Regions from separate parts of the Homo sapiens genome. Here region 2 is linked to region 1. A link is an interaction called in ENCODE POLR2A ChIA-PET data of the cell type or tissue named here. Cell type or tissue: Panc1. All regions are shown on one strand. Links, peaks and the distances in the headings refer to the core of each region. The heading gives the core; the rest is flanking DNA. Region 1 has its middle 56 kb from the start of XIAP. Region 2 overlaps THOC2 (THO complex subunit 2).

Region 1 (7,347 bases), core at 1,239-5,238:
CTACTCTCGAACTCCTGAGCTCAAGTGATCCACCCACCTTGGCCTCCCAAAGTGCTGGGATTAAAGGTGTGAGCCATCACGCTTGGCTGAGACTCCCTATAGTTCTTCAACAGGATGGAGAGTTTTCTGAAGTATTAATGGTATGACTGAGGAGATCCTGTTTTGAAAGCAAGTCCTGAGTCTTGGGGTAATGCAAGTGGAGGGATACGAGCAGAATCTGCTTAGGGAGGGTCGCAATGGTGGAGATATGGTCCCCAGCTTGTATTAAGGAAACAAAATGTCTTCTTTATTGAAGAAAGGGACAGTATAGTTTTTAGTAAGAGTCCAAACAGAGCCTAGGCATGTGTACCACTCACCCCAAATAATCTAGGCTGTCCACCATTTTTTTTTTGAGACCGAATCTCGCTCTTTGGGAGACCGAGGCAGGCAGATCACCTGAGGTCAGGAGTTCGAGACCAGCCTGGCCAACATAGTGAAACCTCATCTCTACTAAAAATACAAAAATCAGCCGGGCGTGGTGGTGCATGCCTGTAATCCCAGCTACTCGGGAGGCTGAGATAGGAGACTCGCTTGAACCCAGGAGGCGGAGGTTGCAGTGAGCTGAGATCATGCCATTGCACTCCAGCCTGGGCGACAGAGGGAGACTCCGTCTCAAAAAAAAAAAAAAAAAAAAAATTAGGCAGGCGTGCTGTTGAGCACCTGTAGTCCCAGCTATTCAGGATGCTGAGGTAGAAGAATTGCTTGAGCCCGGGAGGTCAAGGCTGCAGTGATTTTGTCACTGCACTGCAGCCTGGATGACAAGGTGAGACTCAGTCTCAAAAAAAAGGAAAGAAAGAGAGAGAGAGGGGAAGGAAGGAAGGAAGGAAGGAAGGAGAGAGGGAGGGATGGAAGGAGGGAAGGAGGGAGGGAGGAAGGAGGGAAGGAAGGAGGGAAGGAGGGAGGGAGGGAAGGAGGGAGGGAGGGAGGGAAGGAGGGAGGGGGAAAGGAAGGAGAGAGGGAGGGATGGAAGGAGGGAAGGAGGGAGGGAGGAAGGAGGGAAGGAAGGAGGGAAGGAGGGAAGGAGGGAGGGAGGGAAGGAAGGAAGGAAGAAAGGAAGGAAAGAAAGAAGGAAAAGGAAAATTTAAAGTTTGCCAATCCTTATGCTAGAGAACTGTTCCCATTTGTTCAGCTCATCTGGAAGGATAATAGATGGCAAAAAATAGCATAAAATTTAGTTTGTGGCCATAATCCTCACAACAACCTGTTGATGTAGGGTGACATTCTCATCACATTCACAGATGAGGAAACTGAGATACAGAGAAGTGAAGTGACACAGCTAGTAAGTGCCAGAACCAAGATCTGGCCCCAAGCAGGCTGGCTTTATAGACTGGCTCCTATCTACTACAGAGAACTGTCTCCTTTGTAGAGCAAGGCTAGACATGCAGCCTTTATACAGCCTCCACCCTGCCAGTGTTATCACGATTCCGGAGTTCATTGAGGCCTCAGCTGGACTAAAGCAACATGCTCCAGTGCAACATCTGGACCCTTGCAGACAAATAATTGCACTATTCTTTACATCCTGTCTAAGTTCCCTTGTCACATCTGTGAGGAAGGCCTCCCTGTTCTACTTTCCTCAGCCATACTCTCCACACATAGAAAAGGACAAAGACTTAGCTACTTAGGAACATCACTTGGCTGCAGTGAGCTATGATTGTGCCATGCACTCCAGCCTGGGTGACAGAGCAAGACCCTGTCTCTAATAAGAAAGAACAAAGAATTTCATAAGTAATACTTATTCATTCACTATTATTAAATTCTAGCATTTTCTTCTATCTGCTTCAGAATTTCGTTTATTAAAAAATAAAATATAGGCCGGTCTCGGTGGCTCATCCCAACACTTTGGGAGGCCAAGGGTGGGGTGGATCACGAGGTCAGGAGTTCAAGACCAGCCAGGCCAACATGGTAAAACCTCATCTCTACTAAAAAAATTAATAATAATACAAAAATTATCTAGGCGTGGTGGCACACACCTGTAATCTCAGCTACTAGGGAGGCTGAGACAGGAGAATCACTTGAACCTGGGAGGCAGAGGTTGCAGTGAGCCGAGGTTGCACCACTGCACTCCATCCTGGGAGACAGAGTAAGACTTCGTCTCAAAAAAAAAAAAAAAATTGGCCAGGGCGGTGGCTCACGCCTGTAATCGCAGCACTTTGGGAGGCCGAGGCGGGCGGATCACGAGGTCAGGAGATTGAGACTATCCTGGCTAACACGGTCAAATCCTGTCTCTACTAAAAATACAAAAAATTAGCCGGGCATGGTGGCAGGCGCCTGTAGTCCCAGCTACTCCGGAGGCTGAGGCAGGAGAATGGCGTGAACCCAGGAGGCAGAGGTTGCAGTGAGCCGAGATCAAGCCACTGCACTCCAGCCTGGGCGACAGAGCAAGACTGCGTCTCAAAAAAAAAAAAAAAAAAAAAAAAAAATTAGCTGGGTGCCGTGGCAGGCACCTGTAATCTCAGCTACTCGGGAGACTGAGGCAGGAGAATCGTTTGAACCTGGGAGGCAGAGGTTGCAGTGAGCCCAGATCATGCCATTGCACTCCATCCTTGGCAACAAGAGCGAAACTCCATCTCAAAAAAAAATTAAAATTAAAATTAAAAAAATAAAAAATAATAATACTAAAATATAGCCCCAGTTGAAAATCCCTGTTCACTTCTGTATCTCTTTTCCTTCTCTCTCCAGCGGTAACCACTATTCTGAAATTGGAGCTTATCTTTCCTGTGCGTGCCAGAACTCTTAACTAGCCTGCCTTTTTTTTCTTTTTAAAATTTCATCATCCAGCATAGGCAAGAAATACTAGCTTTTCAAGTTCATATAGTCTCTCCAATCATTTTCATCCCTCCTCTGATGAGATATCCTTTGAACCTGGTTGTTTGGAGTTCAGTGTCTTTGTTCATGGTGATCTTAATCTATTCATAAGAGTGGTTGCCAGGCAAGAAAGGGGGATGGAAGTAAACAGAACTAGTGTCACGTCTGAGTCATTAGTCGGCCACAATTAAGTGCTTCCTATCTCAGTCTGTGACATCCAGCTGCTACTCACAGGGCCAAAGCAAATATAGCAGGGGCACTTCCTATGAGGGCCTTTGTTTAAGTGGTGTTCCAGAGTGCATGCTGTACTGGGTAAGGCAACCCACAGCAGATGAAAACATCTTGATCAAAGGGATGAGGAAGGAAGGAAACCAGAAGTCACAAGTAAGAAGCAGTGACAAGCATTGTCTTCCAAGAATCATCTTCAGTTTTCCAAAAGGAATAAGTTTAGGCCTGATGTGGTGGCTCATGCCTATAATCCCAGCACTATGGGAGGCCCAGGCCGGCAGATCACTTGAGGTCAGGAGTTCGAGACCAGCCTGGCTAACATGGTGAAACCCCATCTCTATTAAAAATACAAAAATTAGGCAGAAGTGGTGGCTCACACCTGTGGTGCCAGCTACTCAGGAGGCTGAGGCAGGAGACTTGCTTGAACCTAGGAGGCGGGGGTTGCAGTGAGCCAAGATTGGGCCACTGCATTCCAGCCTGGGCAACAGAGCAAGACTCCGTCTCAAAAAAAAAAAATAGTTTAGGGGTTACAAGATGGTAAGGTCAGAAACTGGTCAGAAAATGAAAGGCAAGATAAGTTGAGGCAAACAGCTCAAGACCTGGGCTGAACTGAAAAAAGAGGAAAGGGCATGGTGGCTCAGGCCTGTAATCCCAGCACTTTGGGAGGCTAAGGTTGGTGGATCACCTGAGGTCAGGAGCTGGAGAGCAGCCTGGCCAACATGGGGAAAACTCGTCTCTACTAAAAATACAAAAATTATACGGGCGTGGTGGCATGTGCCTGTGGTCCCAGCTACTCAGGAGGCTGAGGTAGAAGAATCGCTTGAACCCAAGAGGTGGAGGTTGCAGTGAACCAAGATTGCTCCACTGCACTCCAGCCCAGGCAAGACAGCGAGACTCCAAAAACAAAAACAAAAACAAAAAAAAAAACAAGAGGAAAGAGTAATAGGGACCTATGCTGCGTGTCCTTTATTGATTTGCTCCTCTAGATCCACTCTCTTTTTTTTTTTTGAGACAGATTCTCACTCTGTCACCCAAGCTGGAGTGCGGTGCCTCGATCTCAGCTCACTACAACCTCCGCCTCCTGGGTTCAAGTGATTCTCCTGCCTCAGCTTCCTGATCAGGTGGGATTACAGGTGCGTGCCACCACGCCCGGCTAATTTTTATATTTTCAGTAGAGACGGGGTTTCACCATGTTGGTCAGGCTGGTCTCGAACTGCTGAGCTCAGGTGATCCACCCGCGTTGGCTTCCCAAAGTGCTGGGATTACAGGTGTGAGCCACCGCGCCTGGCCTAGATCTGCTCTCTTCTCTGTTCTGTACTCTGGGAGACTGACCTATGTACATCACATCAGTGAGCTCCATTGCCTCTGGCTTCCAGCTGGGTTGGTTTGTTTGTCTGTCTGTCTGTTTGTTTGTTCTGTTTTGTTTGAGACAGAGTCTCACTCTTGTTGCCCAGGCTGGAGGGTAATGGCACAATCTCAGCTCACCGCAACCTTCGCCTCCAGAGTTCAAGCGATTCTTCTGCCTCAGCCTCCCGAGTAGCTGGGATTACAAGCATGCACCACCATGCCTGGATAATTTTGTATTTTTAGTAGAGACGGGGTTTCTCCTTGTTGGTCAGGCTGGTCTCAAACTCCTGACCTCAGGTGATCTGCCCACCTTGGCCTCCCAAAGTGCTGGGATTACAGGCGTGAGTCACCGCGCCCGGCTTCTCCAGCTGAATTTGGTCAGTGGGGAGGGACTGGCAAGGATTTTCAGAAAGGGCAGAGAATGAAGTTAGGGTACTTATTCCCTAACTTTTTTACTGAGGGGTTTCCAGCAGGCTGGCTGGCCCTTTCTCTCACCTGAATGAAGGTCATAGTTCCTCCTGTGAATTAGCCCTTTCCATACAATATTTGCTCTTCTCCAACCCAAGTGCAAGAAATCACCCCCTTCCTTTGCTTCCTACTTTGTTAAACCTGGGTTCTGCAATATAACTTATGGATTCTCTACATCCTATATAAATGTTGTAAATAAGCCGGGAGCGGTGGCTCACACCTGTAATCCCAGCACTTTTGGAGGCCGAGGCAGGTGGATCACTTGAGACCAGTAGTTTGAGACCAGCCTGGCCAACATGGCGAAATTCTGTCTCTACTAAAAATACAAAAATTATCCAGGCTTGGTGGCACAGGTCTGTAATCCCAGCTACTCAGGAGGCTGAGGCACGAGAATTGTTGGTCCTGGGAGCTGGAGTTTGCCGTGAGCCAAGATCTCACGCCACTTCATTCCAGCCTGGGTGACAGAGTGAGACTGTGTCAAAAAAATAAATAAAAATAAAAAAATAAAATAAAAAGCAAATGTTGTAAATAGTTGTTTTATTCAGTGCTTCTTTCAAAAAAATTGGTTAGGCTATCTGTTCCTACTGGACTTTAACTGATCCAGAACTCCTTTTTGTATTACTGAGAAAATTCCTTACAAAATAATTCCATTACTTCTATTAATAACAACTCATTGACTTTCAATTCAAGGAAGAGATATATAAAAAGACACTCTAACTAATAATGTTGTGAAACCACAAAATGTTTACACCCAAATTTCCTAAAGAAATCATATTCAGGCTGGGCGCGGAGGCTCACGCCTATAATCCCAGCACTTTGTGAGGCCAAGACGGGCTGATAACTTGAGGTCACTAGTTCGAGACCAGCCTGGCCAACATGGTAAAACCCTGTCTCTACTAAAAATAGAAAAATTAGCCAGGTGTGGTGGTGCATGCCTGTAATCCCAACTACTCGGGAGGCTAAGGCAGGAGGATTGCTTAAACCCAGGAGGCGGAGGTTGCAGTGAGATGAGATCTCGCCAGTGCGCTCCAGCCTGGGCAACAGAGCAAGACTCCGTCTCAAAAAAAAAAAAAACCAAAGCCAGGCACAGTGGCTCACGCCTGTAATCCCAGCAATTTGGGAGGCCAAGACGGGCAGATCACCTGAGGTCAGGAGTTCAAGACCAGACTGATCAATATGGTGAAACCCCATCTCTACTAAAAAATACAAAAATTTGGTGTGGTGTGGTGGCTCATGCCTATAATCCTAGCACTTTGGGAGGCCAAAGCAGGTGGATTGTCTGAGCTCAGGAGTTCGAGACCAGCCTGAGCAACATGGTGAAACCCCATCTCTACTAAAATACAAAAAAAGTAGCCGGGCGTGGCAGCATGTGCCTGTAACCCCAGCTACTTGTGGGGCTGAGGCAGGAGAATAGCTTGAACCCGGGAAGTGGAAGTTGCAGTGAGCTGAGATCATGCTATTGCACTCCAGCCTGGGCAACAGAGGGAGACTGTCTCAAAAAAAAAAAAAATTAAAAAATTACTGGGTGCAGTGGCTCACACCTGTAATCCCAGCACTTTGGGAGGCCAAGGTGGGTGGATCACCTGAGGTCAGGAGTTGGAGAACAGCCTGACTAACATGGAGAAACCCCATCTCTACTAAAAATACAAAATTAGCCGGGCGTGGTGGCGCATGCCTGTAATCCCAGCTACTCAGGAGGCTGAGACAGGAGAATTGCTTGAACCCAGGAGGCAGAGGTTGCAGTGAGCCGAGATCACACCACTGCACTCCAGCCTGGGTGACAGAGTGAAACTCTGTCTCAAAAAAAAAAAGAAAAGAAAAGAAATCATATCCAGAACATTGAGTTCTAAGCTCAGGAATCTTTAATATCTTTTTAATTTTTTTATTTTTATTTATTTATTTTTTTTTTGAGATGGAGTATCGCTCTATCACTCAGGCTAGAGTACAGTGGCACAATCTCAGCTCACTGCAACCTCCACCTCCCGGGTTCAAGTGATTCTCCTGCCTCAGCCTCCCAAGTAGTCAGCCAATTTTTGCATTTTTAGTAGAGCTGGGGTTTCACCATCTTGGCTAGGCTGGTCGCAAAATCCTGACCTCAAGTGACCGCCCACCTCAGCCTCCCAAAGTGCTGGGATTACAGGCGTGAGCCACCATGCCCGACCTAATATCTTTTTTAAAATGTTGAATTTCACAAAGGTAATCTCTGATGTGTTTATTTATTTGATGTCTATGTCCCCTACTAAATTCCATGACTCTGTTAGAACAGGGACATATCTGTTTTGTTGTATGCTATATCCTCAGTGATGAGGACGGTAACTCTCAAATAGTAGATCCTTGACATTTTTTTTTTAAGTTTAATGAGTGAGAGAAAAAAAGTCAAAAGCAGTAATAACAACAATTAACCATCATAGATTACTGATGAGTCACTCTCTTAATTAGAGGCAGATGTGATGAGGCAGG
Region 2 (7,347 bases), core at 2,008-6,007, 77 kb before region 1:
AAGAATCGCTTGAACTCGGGAGGCAGAGGTTGCAGTGAGCCAAGATCACGCCACCACCGCACTCCAAACTAGGCGACAGAGCAAGACTCTGTCTCAAACAAACAAAAAAAAAGAAGTACTCCAAATGACCAATAACATATAAAAAGATGCTCATGGAAATATAAGCCACAGTAAAATTACATACATATTTACAAAAAATTTAAGTCTGACAATATCAAACATAGTGACAATGTGAAACAAGGTCAACTCATACACTGCTGGTGGGAGTGTACACTGAAATAGCCTGGCAATATCTAACAGAGCTAAAGTGTAACCTATAACCCAGAGATTCTACACCTAGTATATACTCCACAAAAACACATGCTTGTATACACCAAAACTGTTGTATAATAATGTTTCTATTGGCACTGTTAGTAATAGCCAAAAACTAGACGCAACAAAAATGTTTAACAAGACAGCATAAAAATAAACAAATACTGGTATACGATGGAGTATCTTGCAACTATGAAAATGAATGAACTAAAAAAAAAAGGAAAATCAATGAACTGCAAACATACAATATGGATGAATCTTAAAAGTCATAACTGTTGAACAAAAGCAGCCAGAAACAGTAGGATAAATATTCAATGATTTCATTTATATGAAGTTCAAGAAAAAAATTAAACATATTGGGTAATGACACTGCAAAGAAAATCAAGAAAGTTTCTTTGAGTTGAAGATGCAAGGTTAAAAAAAGAGAAAAATCAAGAGGAAAACCATAAATGTCAGGATAATGTTTACTACATGAGAGGTGGGAAAGGTTTGATCGGGAACAAACAGTATGTTGCCTTGACCTGGGTGTAAGTTACATGGGGGTGCATCTTACAGTGATTATTTTAAGCTCTATATTGAGGTTTCATGACTTCTCTGTATTTTCATTACATTTCACAATTTAGAAAAAAATTCTTCCATGTTGCACAAGGCTTTAAAGAGAGCCAATGAATTCATATAGAAGAGTTTCTTACTCTTTTATATCTAGTAATCCTTTTTCTAGTCAATGAAACAAATAATTTTAAGACTTACAGAACCTGCTTATATATCACATCTAAGGCTAAATAAGATGCCAGATTACAATCATCCACAGAGAGATTATCTACTTTGCAGATTATACATAACCTTGCAGCTCACCTCTGTGCCTTCTGATTATGTCAATACCCTATCATCAGGATGAGCAGGGTAAGGTTATTAAAAGTCAACAGAGTAAACTTTTGCTGGTCAACAATTCACTTCTAGGTTTCACAAATATGTTCAAAACCAAAAAATAAAAAGGCAATGGAAGCCGGGCACTGTAGCTCACACCTGTAGTCCCAGAACTCTGGGAGGCTAAGGTGGGTGGATCAGTTGAGGTCAAGAGTTTGAGACCAGCCTGGCCAACATGATGAAACCTCGTCTCCACTAAAAATACAAAAATTAGCTGGACGCAGTGGTGCGCACCTGTAATCCCAGCTACTCTACAGGCTGAGGCAGGAGAATCGCATGAACCCAGGAGGCAGAGGTTGCAGTGAGCCAAGACTGCATCACCGCACTCCAACCTGGGCAACAGAGCGAGACTCTGTCTCAGAAAAAATAAAAATAAAAAATAAGGGCAATGGAGAGCATCTACTAAATTAAATATTTAGTTTGAAAATGTCAGGCCAGGCATAGTAGCTCACGTCTGTAATCCCAGCACTTTGGGAGGCCAAGGTGGGTGAATCACTTGAGCTCAGGAGTTCGAGACCAGCCTGGTAATATCACCTGAGCTCAGGAGTTCAAGACCAGCCTCGTAACGTGGTGAAACCCTGTCTCTACCAAAAACACAAACAATTAGCAGAGCATGGTAGCACGCGCCTGTGGGCCCAGCTACTCAGGAGGCTGAGGTGGGAGGATCGCCAGAGCCCAGGAAGTTGAGACTGCAGTGAGCCAAGATCACACCAGTGAGCCATGATCGCACCACTGCACTCCAGCCTGCACTCCAGGGTGACAGAGCAAGATCCCATCTCAAAAACAAAAACAAAGAAAGAAAATGTCATTTAGCTATTAAACATTTCTCACTAAAAAAATTATTCTGAGAGTACCTTACAAATGGTAAGCTGGTTTAAGTTTGATCCCAAGTACTTTCAACTACTTCCCTGGAGAACTAGACAGGCCTTCTAATGGGTTGAGAAGAGAACAGTGGTTGGTTAAGAACACTGGTTAAAGTTGGATATGCTGGCTCATGCCTGTAATCCCAACACTTTGGGAGGCCGAAGTGGGAGGATCACTTGAGCACAGGAGTACAAGACCAGCCTAGCCAGCCTAGCCAACAAGTGAGACCCCATCTCTACAAAAAAAAAAAAAAAATAGAAAAAAAAAGTAGCCAAGTGTGGTGGCACATGCCTATAATCCCAGCTACTTGGGAGGTTGAGCTGGGAGGATCACTTGAGCCTGCAGGTCGAGGCTGCAGTGAGTGGTGATCGTAGTACCACTGCACTCCAGCCTGGGCAGCCTGGGGAACAGAGTGAGACCCTATCTCAAAAAAAAAAAAAAAAAAAAAACCACGATTAAGCTTCTAATTTCACAAAATACGTTAAACCTAACATAAGTTTATCTGGAATATAAAACAAAATCAATCTTCCTTCCACCAGGCAACACAGAAATAACATCTGCTTCAGACTAGCATCAGAAGATATAACCTAAAAATGCCATCTAGGTCTTTTGTGGAGAGGAGATATATAAGTATATCAAGGTTGCTTCAATATTTACTATGAAGTATTAAAACAATTCCCTCTTTGGGTTCTCATTTCCCTTATAGGGTCAATTCTCTTTAGAATATAATAGCAGGGGCCAGGCACCGTGGCTCACACCTATAATCCCAGCACTTTTAAGAGGCCGAGGAGGGCAGATTACTTGAGGTCAAGAGTTTGAGACTAGCCTAGCCAATATGGTGAAACCCCGTCTCTACTAAAACTACAAAAATTAGCCGGGCTTGGTGGCCAATGCCTGTAATCCCAGCTACTCAGGAAGCTGAGGCAGGAGAATCACCTGAACCCAGGAAGCGGAGGTTGTAGTGGGTCGAGATCGCACCACTGCACTCCAGCCTGGGCGACAGAGTGAGACTCTGTCTCAAAAAAAATAATAATAATAATAGCAGGAAGCACCATGTCTTTGAAAGAAGAATTTAACAGAATAAAGTAACTCATCTTTCCCTTTGTACTCGGGCTACTAAAATGCAATTTCAAATATTCCTTCATATAGAAAAAGAGAAAAAAGAAAAAGAGGAAAGGAAAAGGAAAGGATGAGAAAGAAAGAGAAATAAAATAATTGTTTAAAATTCCTCCTTATTCACTTGAGCCCAGGAGGTCAAGGCTGCAGTGAGCCAAGATCGTGCCACTGCACTCCAGCCTGGGCAACAGAGTGAGACCCTGTCTCAAAAAAAAAAAAAAAAAACTTCTCCTTATAACAATGCACTTGCTTCCTCACATTTTCAATAGTTTCATTTCTATTTAACAATCTTAATGCATGTCTTTTGCAAAAAGCCTTCCAATGGTTGCGGGGAAGAGGTTGCATCAGTGTTGCAAACTCCTACCTAGACTAATGGTACAGTCATCATTACATAACTTTAAGAAATAATTGAAATATAATTCTATATTGTCAGTCACCAGGCTACAAACATGTTCATTAGGACACAGATGACAATGTCATCATGAACTATTAGTTAGAATCTCAAAGATTTGCTCAAGTTGCATATGGAACCATTGAAAGGTTATTACAATAAGGCAATTTGTTTGCATAATAGATACTTACATTTCCCTAGTATAAAAGAGGTATTCCTTTGGCTGGGCGTAGTGGCTCATGCCTGTAATCCCAGCACTTTGGGAGGCTGAGGGGGGAGGATCACTTGAAGCCAGGAGTTTATGACCAGCCTGGGCAATATAGCAAAACCCCATCCCTACTCATACACCCGCACAAAAAAATGTTTTTAATTAGCCAGGCATGGTGGCATGCACCTGTAGCCCTAGCAATTCAGGAGGCTGAGGCAGGAAAATCCCTTGAGCCTGGTGGGGTCAAGCCTGCAGTGAGCCGTGATCGCCTGCACTCCAGCCTAGGTGACAAAGCAAGACCCTGTCTCAAAAAAAACTTAGTTAAAAATAAATTTTTTAATAAAAAAAAAACAGGTATTCCTTAGTTATAACAAGAAACTAAAAACAAACACTGAGATTTTTCCCCAACAAGTAGATGTATCTGTGCTCTTCTCCCTAAGTAATTCACTAATAGAAGTCCACCAAGGATTCTTAAAGAAACTGTTTCTGAACATTACATTTGTCTTACTATACACCTGCCTAATGGTTTTAGGTCACTAACCTAAATTATAGGGAGAGGAAAAAACAAAACTACCTCTAATAGTTGCCCACTTTAATATCGCTTAAAAATAATCAAATTTTCTGTCTCAGTCCAAATTGAAATTATTTTAATCCCTTAATAACTTTCAAATACTTGAGTTTACCATTTTTCCACTTTTTAATTTAATTTTTTAAAAATAAAAATAGAGATAGGTTCTCGCTATGTCGCCCAGAGCTCTCCTGGGCTCAGGCAATCCTTCCTCCTGCCTCAGTTGCCCAAGTAGCTGGGATTACAGGTGTGTGCCACAGTGCACACCACCTTACATGCCACCACGCCAGGCATTCATTTTTTCTACTTTTAAAATAGTTTAGTGCTATTATGGAGATGCTGTCTCAGGTCCCTGAGAATGAGGACAGAATCTACTTTCTGTCAAAAGATGTATGGAAAACTGAATAAAATGTCTGAAGTTCCTTCAAGGACTTAAAAGGTATTTTGTGAATACTTCTTAACATGAGTATACGGCTTTTCATCTTACTTGTTCCCATTTTCCAGTAAAAAGGAAACAGAGTCACAAGCTTAAACTACTTGATTATGCTCACATCTCAAATGTGGCTTTCATATATAGAAGGCTGATGTTCATTTACGCTTCACTTAATTCTTTAAAACAAGACAACAAAAAGGTTAAATGTAGTTAAATAAAGTGCTACCTCTATTATCATTTGTAGAACAGAAACATAACCCACAAAAATGAATACTGGGACAACACAGTTTTATCTTGTAGAAACATGCATTTAAAAGAAAAGGAAACAGGAAATGTTAAAAAAAAAAAAGACAACAGGAGTTGCCGCACTTACAGTAGGAAAAAAGCACAAGTATATTGACAGCACTCACCCTACCTAAACGTTAGAGCATTACAGAATAATTTTTTTTAACAAACAAAGTAGTAGCCTATACAACCTCCTGACATTGCTTCAACATTTTGTGAAGAATGTTTCTCTTCCCAGGAAAACAGACTAAGACTTATACTTAGCTTATGAATACAGGTCGAAATGGGAAATTAAATGCTAAATGAAAACTGAGACATCAAGAAAAGGTTTCAGATAAAGCTTTGGCTGAATTTGGAGCAACTTTGCGAGGAAAAAAGACTCAACCACCAAGACTAAAATTTCTTAGAATGATTATATCCCTTTACCTGGAATCCTCCAAGAAATTCAGATCAGATGGCATGTTCTGAACAACCAAATATACTTAAATAAGTTCTAGAATGTCTAAAATCATGTAGTAGCAGAAGAAGAAAAAGAACAACAATCAAAACATTTGGCAATTAAATTTTAAAACTTTATTGTAACTACCATTAATAAGGTAAGACCTAACAAAACTTTCTAATTGATACCTAAATAAGCTATTCAAACAAACAGATGATATTCAACAAACGTAAGTATTTCAAAATTAGACTAAGTATTAACATGAGGCTAGCATCTTCAGATTAAGAGCTTCGAATATCAATTCTCCATTAAGGTTGCCTGTAACAAAGAAATGCTGAGTTCACTGTGTTAATGATTTCTACCAAAAACAGAATTCTACACTGGATCTACCAGTACATGCAAGTTTATTAGCTTCATCATGGCAAGTTCTACGTCAATATAAAATAATCAAGAAACTAAAACTAATTCCAAAATTAAGTGATTAAATACATATCTTTCAGAATTTGGAAGAGTTTGCATTTAGATATAAGTATTATTGGAAATTACAATTACATTTTGGTAGTCCTCCTTTGCCCTTCTGATCCCTCTTTAAGATCACTTTAAAGGTCACTCTTTAAGAGTTCTATAATTTAGCATTAAAAACATAATTGGTATCTCTGGAAACATAATGGGATATCTAGATATGTGATGGATGGACCATTCAGATAGGCAAAATACAGTTTTACTTTTCTCTCTAATTACCTAATAAAACATTCTTCAAAGTCAAGACCTTCCATTTAATAGACAGTTGTTTTTCATGGCGTACAGTTAAGAATTTGCCCTATCTGAAAGTTATAAAATGCCCCATACATCTCTTATGTTGCTTTCAACACTAGCTGACTACCACCCCCAGAAAAGATTTATGCTGGTAAGAAGTGACAGACAAGAAATGAATTAACAACCTCATGAAATATATCACATTATTTTTAAAAAGATAATTTTCAGTCAAGTTAAAGCTTATCTGCTAATTTATCTTGTTAAAAAGGAAAAATTCACCCAAGGTATAATTTTAAATATTGGTCATATTCTAAACGCCAAATCTATAGCTTCACTAATAATGTGGTGGCACACTACCTTCATTTTTAACATTTCCAGTTGCTGTTTTATATTTCAGAAGCTGTTTTCAGACAAAGGAAAAAGGTTTTTTGTAATATATTTGCACCACCACGTATTCTGCCTAGTAATATGAAAATGCTAACACCTATCTTTAGGAAGACACAAAAACTCCAAAGACATGCTATATGCAACAAAGTTTCATAGAGGGAAAACAGGTCAAATAAACTGAAACTAAGTACTGGATGGTGATGTGTTTAACTATTTAAAATAGCTTATTATGTTACACAATTTTAAATTCTCTTCCTGTAACAGAATGCAATCATAAAACTGACTATACTGATTTGGATCTACTATAATTCAATCCACATTCCACAAGTCATGCAATAACTACATACACGTAAGTTCTAATAACAGGTTTTTTTGCTGTTGTTTTTGGTTTGTTTTTGTTTGGGTTTTTGTTTTTTTTTTTTTTTTAAAGAGTTTCGCTCTTGTTACCCATGCTGGAGTGCAACAGCGCGATCTCCGCTCACCGCAACTTCCGCCTCCCAGATTCAAGCGATTCTCCCGCCTCAGCCTCCTGAGTAGCTGGGATTACAGGCATGTGCCACCACGCTCGGCAAATTTTGTACTTTTAGTAGAGATGGGGTTTCTCCATGTTGGTCAGGCTTGTCTGGAACTCCTGACCTCAGGTGATCCACCCGCCTCGGCC

Evidence for each region. Peaks named below come from ENCODE experiments on the same cell type or tissue, not always from the same donor. Only the 100,000 strongest peaks of a DNase experiment are listed, where the experiment ranks them.
Region 2: POLR2A ChIA-PET joins it to region 1 with 6 read pairs; 3 of 35 experiments call an interaction of 5 or more read pairs at or near these places.

Annotation. Positions count from the first base shown.
Region 1 is chrX:123,800,655-123,808,001 of GRCh38, forward strand. No RefSeq gene overlaps it. Among named protein-coding and RNA genes, the nearest start is that of XIAP, 56 kb to the right of the region's middle. In Panc1, for the core only: no CTCF peak of the experiment used is centred there; a DNase peak (open chromatin) is centred at 3,007; H3K27ac peaks cover 339 bases.
Region 2 is chrX:123,723,087-123,730,433 of GRCh38, forward strand. The region is part of intron 1 of THOC2 (THO complex subunit 2); the gene reads right to left. Among named protein-coding and RNA genes, the nearest start is that of THOC2, 6.3 kb to the right of the region's middle. In Panc1, for the core only: no CTCF peak of the experiment used is centred there; no DNase peak of the experiment used is centred there.